2 separate regions of the Mus musculus genome follow, and region 2 is linked to region 1. Evidence: chromatin loops called from intact Hi-C (ENCODE). Cell type or tissue: gastrocnemius. All regions are shown on one strand.

Region 1 (8,000 bases):
CTATTTATTGATTCTAGCTGTCAGGTGTTAAAATAAATGCCGAAGATCAGCCCCACGTCTCTCCCACTGTAGGATCTAGCTTTTCGCATACGTATTCTTCTTCTTCTTCTTCTTCTTCTTCTTCTTCTTCTTTTTTTTTTTTTTTTTTTTTTTTTTTTGCTGTCTTGGAGCGCCTCGGCCGCCTCGGGGAGGCTGTGCCGCCCTGCCCGGTGTTGTTTCGGTGTTTGGAGACGCAGGGGCGCGGGGCGGCGGGCGCTGGGTTGCGCGGCCTGGGAGGGCGGACCGCGGCGGCCCCGCCGGCTTCGCGCGGCTTGGCTTGCTTTCTCTGCTCGCTTGCAAACTGCCTTCCCCGCCGCTGCCTCCCTCCCCGCTCAGTTCTCCCGGTGCCCGCGTTGGCGGCCGTCCACCGGCCCCGGCCCCGGCCCCGGCCCCGCACAGTCCCTGCCTTGCACCCGAGCCGGGAGTCAGCGGGGGGAATGCAAGCCAACTCCTCGGCTGGTTGTTTTATTTTCCCTTTTCTTTTTGGTCATAAAGCCAGATGAAGTATCGTGTCTGCAGTTTCCTTTGAGAGCCGTGATCTTCCCAAGGAGAGACAGTGTTTTGGGAAGGCTTCGCTTGCACGGGGGGCGGGGACGTTGAATACTTTGAAAATTACTCTTTCTTGGTTGGAGTCGAGGCAGTCGGGAACCCGGGTGCGCTCGGTCTGCCCAGCCCGAGGAAGGAGGCTTGAAGGCGGGACAGGGATTTTGGGGGAGGGTGGGAGAGGGGTGCGCGGTTTTTTTGTTTTTTGTTTTTTGTTTTTTTTGCACCTGCGGCGCTTTCAGCGTGCGGGACCCGGGGGGGTCTTGGCCAGCCAGCCCGGAGCTCCGGAGAGGTGGCGGGATTTCTGGCGGCCGCGGTGTTTGTATTTTGGGTGCTGCGTGACTGCGTTGGCTCTCAGCGGTAGTTCCCTCCCTTTCCTAAATTTAATTTCATTTTTCCCCCTTGGTGCAAGCTGTGTTTAAAAAAAAAAAAAAAAAAAAAAGTGGCCCTGGGTATAGCGATAGCCACTCTTCAGATTCCCAAGGTCCTTATTTTGGGAGAAGGAAGAAAAACAGAGCCCCAGCCTGCGTTCCTGATTTGCAAGATCAGGGAGGGAAGAAGGGGTACTTTGTGATTCCTGCTGGGGGACCCCGGACGGGAGGAGCGGGTGCGATAGGGAGATCTTTGTGAGTGATTTTGCAAAAACAGATTGCGAGGTTGGTTGGATTTGCAACCTGTGGCTCTCCTCAAGGGAGGGAGTAGGAATGGGGAAAAGCGGCGGCGGCGGCCCGGGGAGGGAGTGGGTTGAGAGTTGGAACCTAGGAAATGGGCTGCCTGGGGGGCAGTGGGAGCTGGAGGCCACCCCTGCCGGAAACAGTGAACGTTAAATGTCTTGAGAACTGCGGGTTGCGTTGCCTGTATAATACCGCGTTATTGGAACCCTGGCGAGAGATGGAGCTAGTGTTGCAAAAATGAGTTTTAAAGGTCCCCTATGAAAAACAACAGCACCAAACAATATTATTTTAACAGTAAAATAAATAATCTCTGTGTTGCGCTCCCTCCCATAGAAATTTAGTTTTTGTGCTAGGGGTAGTGAGAAATGACCTCAAGCCCGGCGCTGGAACTCAGAAGCAGTTACAGGGTCCTTGACAAGCATCGCACCCCACTCCCTAAGAAGTAATTTTATCTCTTTTTCCCCTTCAAACATTGTATAGTTCTCATAGGAAAATATTGCAATGCCAGTGTATATTACTATCCACAAAAAAAAGAAAAGAGCAAGGAATGGAAGGGGGGAGAGAGAGAGAAGGAGAGAGAGAGGAGAGAGAGAGAAGGAGAGAGAGAGAGAGAGGAGACTGTTTAGAAATACAGTTTGTGGCTCTGAGCTATGCCTCTGGCTTCCTCTGCAGTTCGCTGGTTTCCCTTTTTCTTTGCGAGGTGTGTGGTGTGAGTATGTGTGTGTGTGAGTGTGTGTGTGTGTGTGTGTGTGTAATAAACAACTTTAAAATAGGGGAGGGGGCAGCGTGATCCATCCAGAGACAGGTATCTATTTTGCTCACAATTTACTACCAAGTGCCTTTGGCAGGCACTTGAGCAGGACCTCATAAGCCTGCAGACCAAGTTGAAGTTCATCTGGCCCTAGTCCACATGCTATTCCTGGAGGTAGCAAACTTGAGCTCAAAGGAGTTAGGTGAAATTGTATTCTTCTTTATATACCGATTTTAATAAAAGAAGGAAAGATATTTGTCCCGGGGGGGTGGGGGGAGAGGAAATGGAGAGAAAACACCAGGAGATGGACATTTCTCTTGCTAAAATGACTGCAGTTGAGTCCTGAAGCCAAAATAGAAAGCTGTAGATGGACACCTCCCCACCCCACCCCCACTCCCCCACCCCCTAGTTTATAAATAGAAGTTTCCAGCATCCTATTTGGAAGATTTTCTTTTCTAATACTTCCAGGCATTGGATGATTTTAAAGATCTGTTGGTAGTGACAGTAAGGTTAGATGCTGTTCAAGACAACCAAGTGACTTGAGCAGAGACAACCAGGAAACGGGTATTCACTAAATACTCTCTTCCTCACCTCAGGTTTGAAGGGTTTACCAGAGTGTTTTCTTGAAAAGACTAATTTATTCTGGCCTTGGTGGTCAGGAATGGCATCCTAAATTTCTAAGTTGTCGTTTGCTGAGCCCCGAGGAGTTCCAGTTATGGGTTGAGCCATGACTAGATGTCAAAATCTTTCCTTCCCTCTGTCCCCTGCTGGGGATATCCCCCTCGGTTGTGAAAAAAAAAAAAAAAACAACCAAAAACCAAAAAACAAAAACCCAAAAACTTAAGTTTCAGGGGAGGTAGTGCGGCAGCGCCACCCCTTGGTGAGTAAAACTATTGGTAAAAGTCAAATATTTGAAAAATAATTGTGAAATAAGCCTAATGTGCTTACCCCTAACCCTGAGAGAGAGAGAGAGAGAGAGAGAGAGAGAGAGAGAGAGAGAGAGGAAACTTTTAAAATCAATACTTTGCAGTTAATCTTTCAAATAAGATAGAGACACGTTGTTTTCCAAACTAGAATGGTGTCCTACCAGGCGATGTCCTTCCCATAATTCAAGGGACACCCTTTCAGGAGTGGAGATGAGGTGGGATAGAGGTGGGGCTTATCTGCGACTTCTCTGGATTGATGTAGCTATTTTCCTCTCAGACTTGACTTCAGGTACCGCAGTAGATTGACGGTCTGACTCTGAGCTAAAGAGGAGTGTGTGTGTGTGTGTGTGTGTGTGTAAAACCGTAGAACTGAAAGTGTTGTAGTTTCCCCGGGGGCCGTGGTGGCTTGTGTCGAAGTGATGGGGGAGAGGTTTGTGGACCGCAGGGAACAGCATAGGCTGGGTTGTGAGAGACAAAGTAGCGAGGCGCGTGCCGGTTTCCTACACTGCGCAACAAGTGGGACCGCAGCAGCGACAGGCGACTCTGCATACTAGCTCTGCTGGTTAGCTTCTTTTTGCTCCTCCCAACCCTTCCTGCTTCCCGATACGGACCAGTAGCACCTCCAAAGGCCATATTCTGTTCTGTTCCGCACCCGCTTTGCTCAGTGAGTGAAAGGGCTGACCTCTGGTCCCCACTTCCTCTGTGGGTATGAACCATGGGGTTATTCCCGATTTTTGCTCCCCTCCTTCTCTCTCCCGCCCTCCCCCTCTCACTGTCTCTCTCTTTGGCACGAGTCTCTCTTAATACTTTCAGGTGTGGTTCTTTTTGAAAGAATGTGTAGCCAGCTTTGAGGAGAGGAAGAAAGGAACAAATAACCAAATAATATACGGCTCCTGACGCCGTACGGTGTTAGCTAGAGTCATGAGCATCGGAAGAACGGAATTACATCTACTCAACTAAATGTGTTCCGACTTCAGTTTTGGAAGCAACTTCCCCCCACCCCCAAGAGAGACAAAACCACGGTGGTCAGGGGTGCCGAGTGTAGAAGGCGATGCTAACAGGGTGATTCTTGAATGGACTGAGTCCGCCACCTAGTGGTAGGTCACGCTCAAGGTTTGCGCCCGAAGCGGTGTTGTCTGGATCCTGGTCAGACGCTAGGACTGAGGAGGAGAAGGGCATTGTCCAATGAAGACAGCATCCGACTTCCAATGTTTTGACGAGACAGATGAAAATCATATTCCCACGACGTCGACATACACCGTGGCTCAGCCATCAGTATCTATGTCAACTGAGAAACAGTACTTTCTTTAAGGATATTTGTGGCCTCTCCACAGAGAACTTTAGTAGCGGAAAGATTGCACCCAAACTCTCAGGAGCTTTAAGATTTAAACTTCATTGCAATTGTGGCATAGGGCCTGACAGTAAGTTTCTGAACTCCAAAGAATTCACCAAGGGAGTTCATTCCAGTCTATCTAAGAGAAGGGGAGAGCAGTTTAATCTTGGGTCACTGGAGTATCCAGTGCACATTGGAAACTGCCCCCTCCCAGTCTTAGCTTAAAGGTTTTGACAATGGACATGGAAAGGTGACAGAGGTGTGAGCAGGTGGGGCATCTCTAAGCTGTGGTGCTTGTTCTGGGAGTTGAGTGGCCAGAAACTACTTGGTCTCCTTGGGGTTGTGCACTGGCTTTCTGTAAGTTTGAACTCCGGACTCACTCTCTTTTCACCCAGTTTATTCTTTACTTAGTGGCCTGGGGAGAAATTAGCTGTGTGTGTGTGTGTGTGCGCGCGCGCGCGCGTGTCTGTAGGGGTTGTGAATAAGCAGAGCTTTATTCTTTGAGAATTTGTAGCCCATCTCCTCCGTAGGTTTTGGGGTTTTTTTTGTTTGTTTGTTTGTTTGTTTTTGTTTTTTGTTTTTCCCCTCAAAGCTCTTAACCGAGATGGCCCGGTTGCACCGACGCACTGGCGGCCTCTAGTGGCGTCCTCATCGCAGAGACACAGCTGTCTCCCCCGCCCCCTCCCCCCAACCCCCCGCCGGGGCCGGGAGGAATCCAGTTCATCTTCTATCACTGCGGGAGTTGTCCCAGGCCGCCGCGGAGAAATGCGCCTCTGTTCGGGTTGGAAACGAATCTGGGGACGTGTCTGAAGCGCGGTCAAGTTTGACTCATCGCTTTCCAAGGACAGTTAGTGCCTTCCATCTTCATTAACGTGAATAAAGACCTTAGCTGACTTCTGTCTAGATCGAATTTAAAAAAGCATTGTTTGCTTGGGGAGATGATGCCTCTCTTTCCTGCCCCACAGTACCCCGCCCACCCCAACGCCGATCTCAGTCCGGTCAGGATGAGGGAAGAGATCTCTTCTGAAGGACATGGTTTGCTGGCATTGTCAGCAGACCTTCTGGAGGCTGTCTCGACCAGGCTCGTGGGGAGCGTCCCTTCAGCTCTTCAGCTCTTGATGATAAAACACATCCCTTTATTTTATTGCATTTCCTCGAAGCTTGTAGGCTAGCAAGAGCTCTGAGGCAGGACACGTAACAGAAATGAAAGTCAGGACACAAAGTCCTCTGGTTAGCTCACGCAGCTGCGGATCCATCGCACTATCAACTTCTCTTTTTATCTCTGTGTCATTCCCGCCCAGAGGCAAGAGCAACAATATTGTCCTTCCCTACCTCCAGAACAGAAGCAACACTTTGACTCTACCCATTTTCGCCAGAAGAGGCTGGCTAGACCTGAGCACCCTGTTGGGAAAGAGCGCTCCTGCTGGAGCTCAGGGGCATGTTTCAACGCGTCATCCCTACCCTCCTCCCGCCTTCAAACTCCTTGGACAGTGATTTACATTTTATGAACCCTCTTTAGATTTTTCGGAGAGCTATTGAAGTTATTAGACTACCAATAACCCAACAACCATCCTGGGTAGAGAGAAGTGGAAAAGCGTTCTCCAAATCCAGACCCTGGCCAAACTAGGTCAATGGGAAGGAGGGGCGGGGCGAGCAGCCGGCTATGGTTTCAAGCCTTGATGGAGAGCTCCCTCTAGCGTTAGACAGAAGTCCAGTAAGTGAGAATGGTAACTCCTAGGATATTCATTCCTGTCCCATATAAAATTACCTTTGTCACCGTTAATTCATACCGAAGGAAAAGGAAACCACAAAACAGGGAACCAGACAGACCCCGTCTCTGGGTTGCGAATCTGATCCCGCCTCCATCACTGAAGGGATGTGCAGTGTAACGATGCTACCCGTTACTTTTAGGACTGGATGGAGGTTGTGCAGACCTCCCCAAAGGCACAAGGCTACCGAGAGCACTTAGGGGGTGGCCACACGGAGTTCATTTCTGGGAAGGCGAGGCAACCCTGCTGTGTGTCAGAGGTTTCTCTGGGGTGGGCCCTGTTACCCAGTCTCCACGGTTTCAGGAAAATAAGACACTGAATTCCGGAGCACGTCTGGCTTCAGTCTGGTAGCTCCAACTCTAAAGAAGGTTGGGCGGAAATCTCCCCTTTCTTGCCGACGTAGACTGAAGGGGTTTTCAGTTTACTTTTTTTTCCAGGTTTAGTCCTCCCCCACTCCCCACCCCTCGCGCCCCAATTCGGCCAGGTTTCTCCAAGGATGGAGACTCTTAGTCCCAGGACACAATCTTTTTGGCCTTAATTTCTTATCTACCCATTCCCTTCTAAAGCAGGGAAGGAGGTAGCAAGCGGGAAGACAGAAAGAAAACCCAAGAAATAACATCAAGACCCTAAGACAAACAATAACAAAACAAAAGCAAACGAACCCTAGCACACTCAGTTGCCAGAATAGGGCAAAATAGAAATCCTGAAGCGAGCCTCTGACTGTCTCCAGACTCTTGGACTCTGCTCTCTGCGGCTTTTAGCTTGCTGGGGGCAGGGATAGGGACAGAGTAGACTCAGGTCTGGAACCCGGAACCCCTGTAGACAGCGGATTTAGGGGAAAAGGGTGCTCTGTCCCCGGTCAGCTTTGTGCAGCCAGCGATCCGGGGCTGGGCTGTCAGGCCGCGGCTTCCTGGAAAGTTACTTCTCGTTGGAGACCGCGCTGGGCAGGAGTGTTCTGTGAAATCCTTAGAGCCGAGATCGACTACGTTCCGGGAATGAGAGGGCTGTACCATTCCCCTGGTGGCCCCCTACTTTGACAGAATAACAGGAAAAGAAAAAAAAAAAGACACACACAATGCTAGCTACGGAGGTGCAGGAAAACATTTATTTGAATGTAACCAAATTAGTTGTTACAGTCCTACCACTCGGCCCCGGCCGAAACTTCCCTGGCTTCGAAGTGGATGGGCAGCAGTGCCAGCCGATCGCCAGGGGGTGGGCGGTCCCAGGAAGACAGGTACAGCTAGGTGCGGCGAGCGAGTCTGCGCAAGCTTGCCTGGCATCAGGGCTGGGGTTTGTGCGGGTGTGTGTGAACAGGCTAGCGCGGCTGCCACTCCACTCCCCTCCCCAAAGGGAAAGAAAGGAGCATTGGCTCTAGTGCTCTTTTCCCCTCGACTCTCAGATTCTCTCTCCCTCTCTCTTTCTGTCTCTCTTCCTTCCCACTGGAAACTCCTTACTTGAAGCTGCCTTATTCAAAGCACACTAGGAAAGTGCCCCAGGGAGGGAAAGGATGCATGGATGGGTTAGTTTACGTCTCAGTTGGGGATTACTGAGGCTGGACCCGGCATTAGAGGGAAACCCATTCTGGTTCAGCTGTCCTTGCCGGTCTGACTCTCCTTGGGGTTGTTTGCATAGGACTTTATTGGAGAATTGTTTTGAGATCTTGGGCAAGAGCTTGTTTTGGGAGCCTCAGTTTCCTTTATAGTGAATCCTGGCCGTTATAAAGATGTGGTCCAATGATGAGCGGGAGAGGGAAGAGTGATTTGTCCAAGCCAGCTGAATGGGGTAGGGCTTTCCTATCTGCAGTGTCTGGAAGGAAGTAGCATTCAGCTCCAGAGTTAGCCCCCACCCTAGGGAGTTGTGGAACCTGCTGAGACCATTTGGCTGACAGAGAAGTGAATCTTTTGAGAGGGGGTGATTCCAAAGAGCAGTCTGCCCTCCTGTGTGCTTGGGCTTTGTTGATGGAGA
Region 2 (8,000 bases), 920 kb before region 1:
AAGCTGCCAGGGATGGGCCTTAGGAAATAATGTCCCAAATTATGATCCTTTGATATGCTGTAGACTTTGAGTAGAAGAAAGAGACTGGACACTTAAAGGCCACAGTGTCCACCTCCTTCTTTCTCTCTAAAGTGCAGGTCCATCTTCTTCTGGTTAGTTTATTTGACTAAGTCCAAAAGGAAGACAACTGTCATGGGTTGCTTCCCTGGGAATCTCACTAACCAGGGAATACAAACATTATCAAAGGAATAGAGACTGGAATTGAACAGAGCCCCACAGCTGACCATAGGCTAGGCTCTATTTTTCTAAGAGTTCATTACTCTTTAGTAATTACTCTTTAGTAGCTTGTTCATCCTCTAAGAGACGGGTAAAGGAGTTTCCTTGGGTAGTCACTTTCCTGTCTTGGGCTATTCCCATGTACTTAATAAACTTCAACTTTCTCCTGGTTATCTGTCAACTCTGAGTATACTTCATGGATGCAAGTGTTACTCCTTCAGAGGGTGGGAAGAAACTTTTTCTCCTCTCTACTTAATACCATCCAGCAGCAATTGGGAACCAAGTTATTATTTCCTGAAAATATTGAATAATAAGCTGGTTTTCTAGGCCCAGGCCAAATGGTCCAATGCAGCCCATCCTGGGGTTCTCTGACGCTGGTCAGCTTTCCCGTGGCCCCAGGGCAGGGCTTGTACTTTTCTCTGATCTCTTTGCAGGGCCTGGATCTCTGGAGCTTAAGTCAGAGAGCGCTGCCTTACTTTGTTGTTTGTCTGACCCTTCTCAGTATCCCAAGTGCTCTGCTAGAACACAGCTAACTCTGCTATGCTCTACATTCCAATGCAGGAGCTGGCTTGGGCTCACTCTACGCCCCTCACAGCTGATGCCCCGTTCACTCTTTAGTTATAAAAACTTGCAATGACTTAAAATACATAAGGTTAAATGCTCCTTCCCCTCAAAGTAGAGGAGACTGTCTTCCCAACCTGCCCTGGAGTATCCTCTATAAGAATTGCAACATCCTTGATGAAACTCCAGCAGCACAATTCACAAAAATAACCTTCTTCATTCTATTATACTTTGAGCTTAATTAGTAATGCTTAATCTGCTACCTCTTAATTACATTGGCAAATTGGTGAGGTTTATTGATCCATGCATGAGGAGTTAATTCCATAAGACACTTTGACAAGAAGGACTTTATGGGTGAACACGGTGTTATGCCAGCTCCTTTGCTGAAATGGCACTGTCCAGCCAGAATCGGGGCCACTTCCTGTCAACTGCGCCAATTTCTGAACAATTTCATAGCACTCTGCACTAATTCCCTAACAATGTTTTTCTTGTTTTCTTCACAATATGATAAGAACTAGCAAGGAAAATATATACTGATGAGAAAATGTAGCAGCCATACAATACCTTCACCCCAGTGCCATTCCCGTGGTGAGCTGAAGAAAGTCAAGTTAAGAGGATGCTGGCTGAATACTTGTTAAGTGATTAGGCGGCTCCTATTACTAGGAGGGTAGAGTTGTGGTTTCCACCCCAGAACAGGACTGATAATACATTGATCAACCTATGGTCAAAAGGTTCAGCTAAATGCTGTTTGTTTCTGATTCTGTGGGTTAGTAATGCTCCTTGTGCCTGTGACCAACACACCTCATGGGGCAACCAAGGAAACGGAGGTTTGGTCTGACTCTGATTTTAGTCTGTTATAGCAAGGAACGTCTGGTGCAAGTCGGTTCTAACTGGTGGCAGGCATGTATGATAGTGAGTGCTCACATGGCAGCACCCCAGGAAGAGGAGAGAACTGGGCGGACCAATCTGTGGGCTTAACGCTTAAAGGCCCATTGCAGGTAAGTGACTGCTGCTGAGTCAGAGCCTCCCTTCTCTAAAGGCTCCATAGCCGCTGGGTATACTGTTTTGTTATGGTTAGCTTTGCTGTCGCTCTGATGCTTGTACTTGTTTTGTAGTAGCTGTTAAGAACAAACTGACTACCCCTAGGATGAGAGGTACAGCTTCCGGTACTATTCTGAATACAAGAAATTAGGTTTGGGGTTTCACAGAAAAGAGACACATAAGGAAAAACAAGCTGGCTCCCATGTCACTCTTGTCTATGTGTGAGGGAAAGAGAGCATCTACCAATGTGGGAAGTAGACAGAAAAGGATTAAGAGGTAAATGGTGTACCCAGAAGCAAAGGCAGCCACTCTGGAGGCACAGAAAGATTGCACACCCTCAACTACAGGCCAATCAGGAAGGCCCTTGAAGCAGAGGTAGGTAACAGAAATAGACTTCGAGGCTGACATGAGAGCCTTGCTGACAAAGAGAAGAAAAGGTCACATCTGATGGCAGGGGATGGTTATTTAAAGACAAGGGTGGGGCTAAGATATAGATTCTGGGATATCTGGTCTAATTGCTTTCCAAAATGGTTTTACTTCATGTCTTAATTCTGTTCTTATTAATAAAAAGAAGGTAAAAACAGAGGGAATAACAGCAGCCATCTGACCCATCCTGCAGGCAGCTTTGACCATGAAAATACTTACTTCCCTCCCAAGATACCGGAATTTCCTTCCTTCTTCCCTTTGAGCCTAAATATACTCAACTATTCTCTATTTGCTGGAGAACTACTTGCATATGTTATGCTTTACAACAGAAAACTTTTTAGGTCATTTGGCTAAATTGGAAGAATATAAATATTTACTTTCAAGAGGAATATATCTTAGAAGATTCAATTTCATTTCAACTGACCCATACCATCAACTGTATTCTTCTGAATTACTTCAGCCACCCCTGAGAGCATTAAGGGACTCAGAACATGTAATAACTGTTAAGGAAGGTGTTTACTATTTATATAAAAATACTTGGTCCAATGCAAAATATCACAAAATATATGCATTCAATACATCCAGATTGCTTTAGAGTAGTTGGTTCAGTCATGCAATGGAGACGTTTCAGGCAGATTTTCCCGTGTTAGGCACTGTTACTCCCCATATATTACATCCCCATATATTACATCCCCATATATTACATCTCTGTAAGATAAGGAAAAAGGAACCTGCTCTACAGGAATGATGGCATCATTTGGGGCTGACACGCCTTCCTCTGCAGGGAAGTGTGCTAAAGGGGTCCTGGAAGTTAACTAGCTATGAACTTTTTTTATTGGTTTTGTGAACCGGGTTATGGGAGGGAAGTGGCCTGTCACATTCAGCACATAAGAGAACTTCTGATCAAACTCCTGGTAATTTTGCTGTGTGGGGAAAATCTGTGCACTTGACCTTGAACACCACAGCTCATGTGATAGTTTTTGGGCTGGAAACTAGACAGCCTGCTTCACTCTCACGCCTTCTCTCTCAATTGTTCATGTTTATATCCAGCAATGACTGCACATAGGCTCCTGTTGCCAAGTTTTCCTGTTCCCTTCCATTTCAGAGAGTCTCAAGTTCAAGTGCACAGAGGGCAAACAAACAGGATATAAGCCAAACCCTGTGAGGAGACATTGGCATGAAGCTTGTCCCCTTCCAACCTTCATCTCTCAAAGCAATGATAGGATCACCTGCTGTGATAAACATTGAAAAAAAAAACCATAAAACCCAACAGGGGTGAGTCACATGTGACCTCTCTGCCTTTATATATTCTATTAGGATTTACATCATTAAGGAATATGCCAAGAAGCCACAAATTTTATATCACTTATAGTAAGGTTCAGCCCTATGCAGTTGTTGGTAAAAAGGACATTGAACGTTCAAGAAAACCCACATATAGTTGAAAAACTTCCCATAGTTATTTTTTAATTTTACCTAATTTTTAAAATCTGTTTTCAGCTATTCTGATCCCCTCTCATAATTCCTCCCAGCCCCTTCCTAGCTAACTACCCAGCTAACTTCATGTTAGCATTTTTTTTTCTCTCAAAAAAAATAAAAGCAAAACCTCAGGAAAAACAACAAAATGCTAAAAGTCTTGTCCAAGAAAGTTTCTGAAGGCTGCTTAATTCAGATGTTTGAGGGAGAGAGATGGGAAGAGACACAAGGGAGCCAGCAGCCTAGACCAGGGCAGAGAGAGAAGCTTCTGAGGTCAATGTTCACAGGAGGCTACTGGAAACAAGTCTCGTGGAAGAGAGGGAAGGAGAAGAAACCTGGAGTCATTTTTCATGTGAGGTCAAAGACTAGGGCATGGATCTCAGATCTTTGTATACATACAAACTACAGGCCTTCCTTGACCCTCGGCTTACAGAATGTGCTATGCTCTTGTCCTCCTGTACAGGGACTTGGGAGGGTCTAGAACGTATTTGTTTAATGAACACAGCCAGTGATTGAAAGCAGATGACCTTTGACTCATGCTGTAAAAATCAAGCTTTGAGGACCTCAAGGCCTCATATTCCCTGAGCTCTGAGACCATCGGGGTCCAGGAGTGTGCCAGAGGCTGGAAGGCAATGTGAGCTAGAGACACAAGTCAAGGAAGACCTCTTTTGAAGGCTTTGCTCATGGGCCTTGGACTCTGGCCTAGTGCAATTACCCAGTTAAAAAGAAAATTCAAGCACACACATACACATACAAACAATCAAACGCACACCTTACTGACTCTAGCTCAGCCCCCCTCTCGGAATGTTTTTTCACTGTGTGATCACGAGAGGTAAGGAGAAACTGTCATTCTATATGTTCAGAAACGGAAGCTAAAGAAACAGAGTAGATGCTGAATGGTGGCTGGTTGTAATTTGATTTTCTCCATCTTTACACTCATTTCCTTTTGTATTTTCCAACCCCAAGTGAAAGGTTATATTACTGAGGACCCAGGAGCTCATTTCAGACAGAGTTTCAAGGTAGAATTTTATAGCTTAGTCCCCCCTCCCCCCTCCAAGTCCACTCCTTTCTTTTTCTACTTATAGGAAATTTAAAGCTATGGACAATTTGTTCTGGTGGTGCAGAGCAGTTCAGAGGGCTTCGGCAGTGCAGACGTTACGCTGTAGATGGCTAACTATTGTCCTTCTGTCCATTAAGAGCTGCAAGATGAATAAGAAAGAAAACAAGGAATAAAGAGGCTCCTTTCCTATTCTCTTTCCATCCTTTATCTTTAAAGTAGGAACTTTGCTGAACCACAGCCAGCAATTCACTCAGCCTAATGAAGTGTATAAGTAATGGGATTATATTTAAATATAAATCTTAAACCATTATTGCAGTGGCCTGATGCTGACATTCATCCAAACTCTGTCAAACACTGGCTGGTGAGTTCATGCTTCATTTAAAAATAAACAAACTGGGGCAGGAAGAAGGTTCTAGCATAACATTTCAGAGGCACTGAACCTGGAAATACGAGACCCTTCATTCTGGTCAGAGCTGAAGCAAATGCTGTCCTGGTTCACGGTCCTACTGAAGTGGGCAGAGTCCAGCTTTCCCCAGGGATCACTCTGTCTCTGTAGACACATAGGCTTAGTTATTTCAAAACTCTCCTAAAGAGGGAGGGTCTCTGAAGGTACCACCAAGGCTCTTGGTTTCTATTCATGCTTCTACCATTGCCAAACATGTGAATTCAGGCAAATCAACAAACTTTCTCTGGCTGTTAGCTTTTCCAGCCATAAAACAACAGCACTGAATTAAAGTACTTCTTTAATTTTAGTTCCTTCTGGGCCTTAAATGTTCTTATTCAAATACAATAGAAATTGGTATACTTTGGGATAAGAGTTAGGGGGAAATGTTATAAATGTTATCAATAAGGACTTCCTGTTGCTCTGGTCAGTCAACTAGGAGGTATGTGCTTCAGCTTCTCTGTCAGTAAAGTACTGCCCAGTGTCCACAGGAGGACAGAGCTATATCATTAGAAAAGGTAGCCATAGATTGGACATACTGCTGATTATGAATGAGTGGCTCTAAGAGTGGCATACAAGTGTCAGGCGGGCTCCAAAGCACCCTAAATTCCGTTACACAGACACAATTTCCAGTGTTGCCTAGTTGCTCAGTTTTTCTTACGGCTTTTATGGAAGGGCTATCTCTCATGTATTCTTTAAATCTAACCTTGTAACTTTTATCTTGTCAGCTTTTTAGGCTTTGTCCTACCACTTTAGATTTAATCATGTTTTATAGTCTACCATTGTCTATAAATGTTTATATGTTCTATATTTACAGCTATGAAACCCTGCATGTAAACAACAGTGCACACTGCAAAGATGTGCATTAGAACCCCATGGGTATGACAGAAGGAAGTTTGGGGACTGTGATGAGAACAAAGAATCCAGTGCATTTCTAATAGTTTTTTGTTAAACCGGGTAACAAGTATGTGGACCTTTATATTATTTGTTATGTCTGTGTCAAAAAAATAAAACCTACATAATTGTGCAAACATATATGCATTTAGCCTTTTCTTTTCTTTTTGTTTTCATAGTCCTACTTCAAAAGTTAAAAAGCATGTTTAGAAAAATACAAATATAAGAGATGATCGTGCACATTCCTAGATTCAAGGGTAGGAAGGCTGGCCTTATTCAACTAAACTAGTTTCCTCATTTTATTTAGAGCTGGCTTTGTGCTGGGGTGGTTGCTTGTTTTTAAAAAAAGGCATGATAGGCTGGAGACGTGGCTCAGCTGTTAGGAGTATTTGCTGCTCTTGCAGAGAACTTGGGTTTGGTTCCTAAAACATAGGCTCACAAACACCTGTAAGTCCAGTTCTAGGGGATTTGATGCCCTTTTCTGACATCTACCAGCATGGTACACCCATCACGCACATGCACACGTACACACACATGCACACACACACACACACATGTATGCATGCATGCAAGCACGCACACACTCTTTAGAATAATTAAATCCTAAAAAATTTGTAACAAATTTATGAAGTATCATTTCAGTGAAACGTATCCATGGAGAGAATTACACTCATATTCTCTCCCTGCCCCAATGTGCTATATGAGTTTAAACCAAGTATTTTAAAGGCTGCTAATATTGTTCAAATATTGCACTCATCAAATAATTGAGAATATTTTACTATGTGGCATTCACTTTACCACTCCAATTTATCACGCAGCACTGAACTCAACATTTCTTTTAGGCTTTCTCCACATGTGCAGTTAGATTAGCACTCCCTCCCTGAGGCAGGCTAAGTTAGGGTCTCAGAAGGCTGAGGGTGGAGACACTGCAGGCATCATTTGTTCTTTGAAGATAGGAGAAACCCTGTTAGTGACATTTCCTCGCCTTTTCTCAGGTAGCACTTCTGACTTTCATCTACATTGGTGAGGTTGAGGGTCCCCCCCCCCCCTTGCATATTTTAGATTTACAGAAAAAGCATCTTTCCTATGAAACATGTGATTTTTTTTTTTTTTTGAGGGAAGGTCTACTGCACCCCTGGCTGGCATTGAACTCCTAATCACCCTGTCTTCACCTCCCTGGCTGTAGTTACAGGTATGTGCTAGCATACCTGGTTTATGAAGCATGGGTTTTGAAATTAAGGTTTTGTGCATGTTAGCAAGGCTACATTGAGAAAAAGTGTACTAGGATTAAAGCATTTTACTCAGAGCAAAGGAGCCTAGGTTCAGTGGAGAGAAAGGAAATGGTCTATAGTTATGCCCACACTTTTTTCACCCCCACAGTTTGTAACATTTGTCTAGATTTATTTGTACCGCATTCATTAATTCCCACCCACCTCCGACCCTTCCCCATGAGACAGGGTCTTTTCTAACCTCAGCTGGCCTTGAATTCACTGTTATAGAATATCCTAGAATTTTTTTTCAGTTACCAACAACTTGTCATGAATGGCCTGCATCCCACCCCTTCTTTAGGCAGCATCTCCTATGAGCATCAAGGTATTTTCTGTACTCTCCTTACAGTGGCTTCTGTGACTTAGACCTCCATCCACGTCCTCTGTCTGGCAGGCATTATCATCTTCCTTCCGTAGTTGAAGCAGTCTGCACAAGCAGGGTGTTTGTTTACTTAACTTTTCATTTCTCGGCTGTTATCTTGGCTAGTCAACTGCTGGATTCAGCTACAGTTCCCTTTCAGAATTTGTTTGCTTTTTCCTTTTGGACAGGGTTTCCCTA

What was found. A loop is a pair of places that touch in the nucleus more often than their neighbours do. Peaks named below come from ENCODE experiments on the same cell type or tissue, not always from the same donor. Only the 100,000 strongest peaks of a DNase experiment are listed, where the experiment ranks them.
Region 2: it touches region 1 in a loop (4-fold over the local background); 11 of 42 quality-filtered maps call a loop at or near these places.

Annotation. Positions count from the first base shown.
Region 1 is chr16:23,980,394-23,988,393 of GRCm38, reverse strand. All of the region lies in intron 1 of Bcl6 (B cell leukemia/lymphoma 6), which reads left to right. Gm31527 (a long non-coding RNA gene) reads right to left here and starts at 127. Exons shown (of 2, transcript XR_384770.3): 1 at 1-127. In gastrocnemius, CTCF peaks have their summits at 2,869, 4,027 (motif pointing left), 4,899 (motif pointing left), 5,934 and 1 weaker place; DNase peaks (open chromatin) are centred at 6,214, 6,912, 7,254, 7,936 and 10 more places; H3K4me3 peaks cover 8,000 bases; H3K27ac peaks cover 8,000 bases.
Region 2 is chr16:24,897,733-24,905,732 of GRCm38, reverse strand. All of the region lies in intron 10 of Lpp (LIM domain containing preferred translocation partner in lipoma), which reads right to left. Among named protein-coding and RNA genes, the nearest start is that of Gm22672, 18 kb to the right of the region's middle. In gastrocnemius, no CTCF peak of the experiment used is centred here; no DNase peak of the experiment used is centred here; H3K27ac peaks cover 5,412 bases.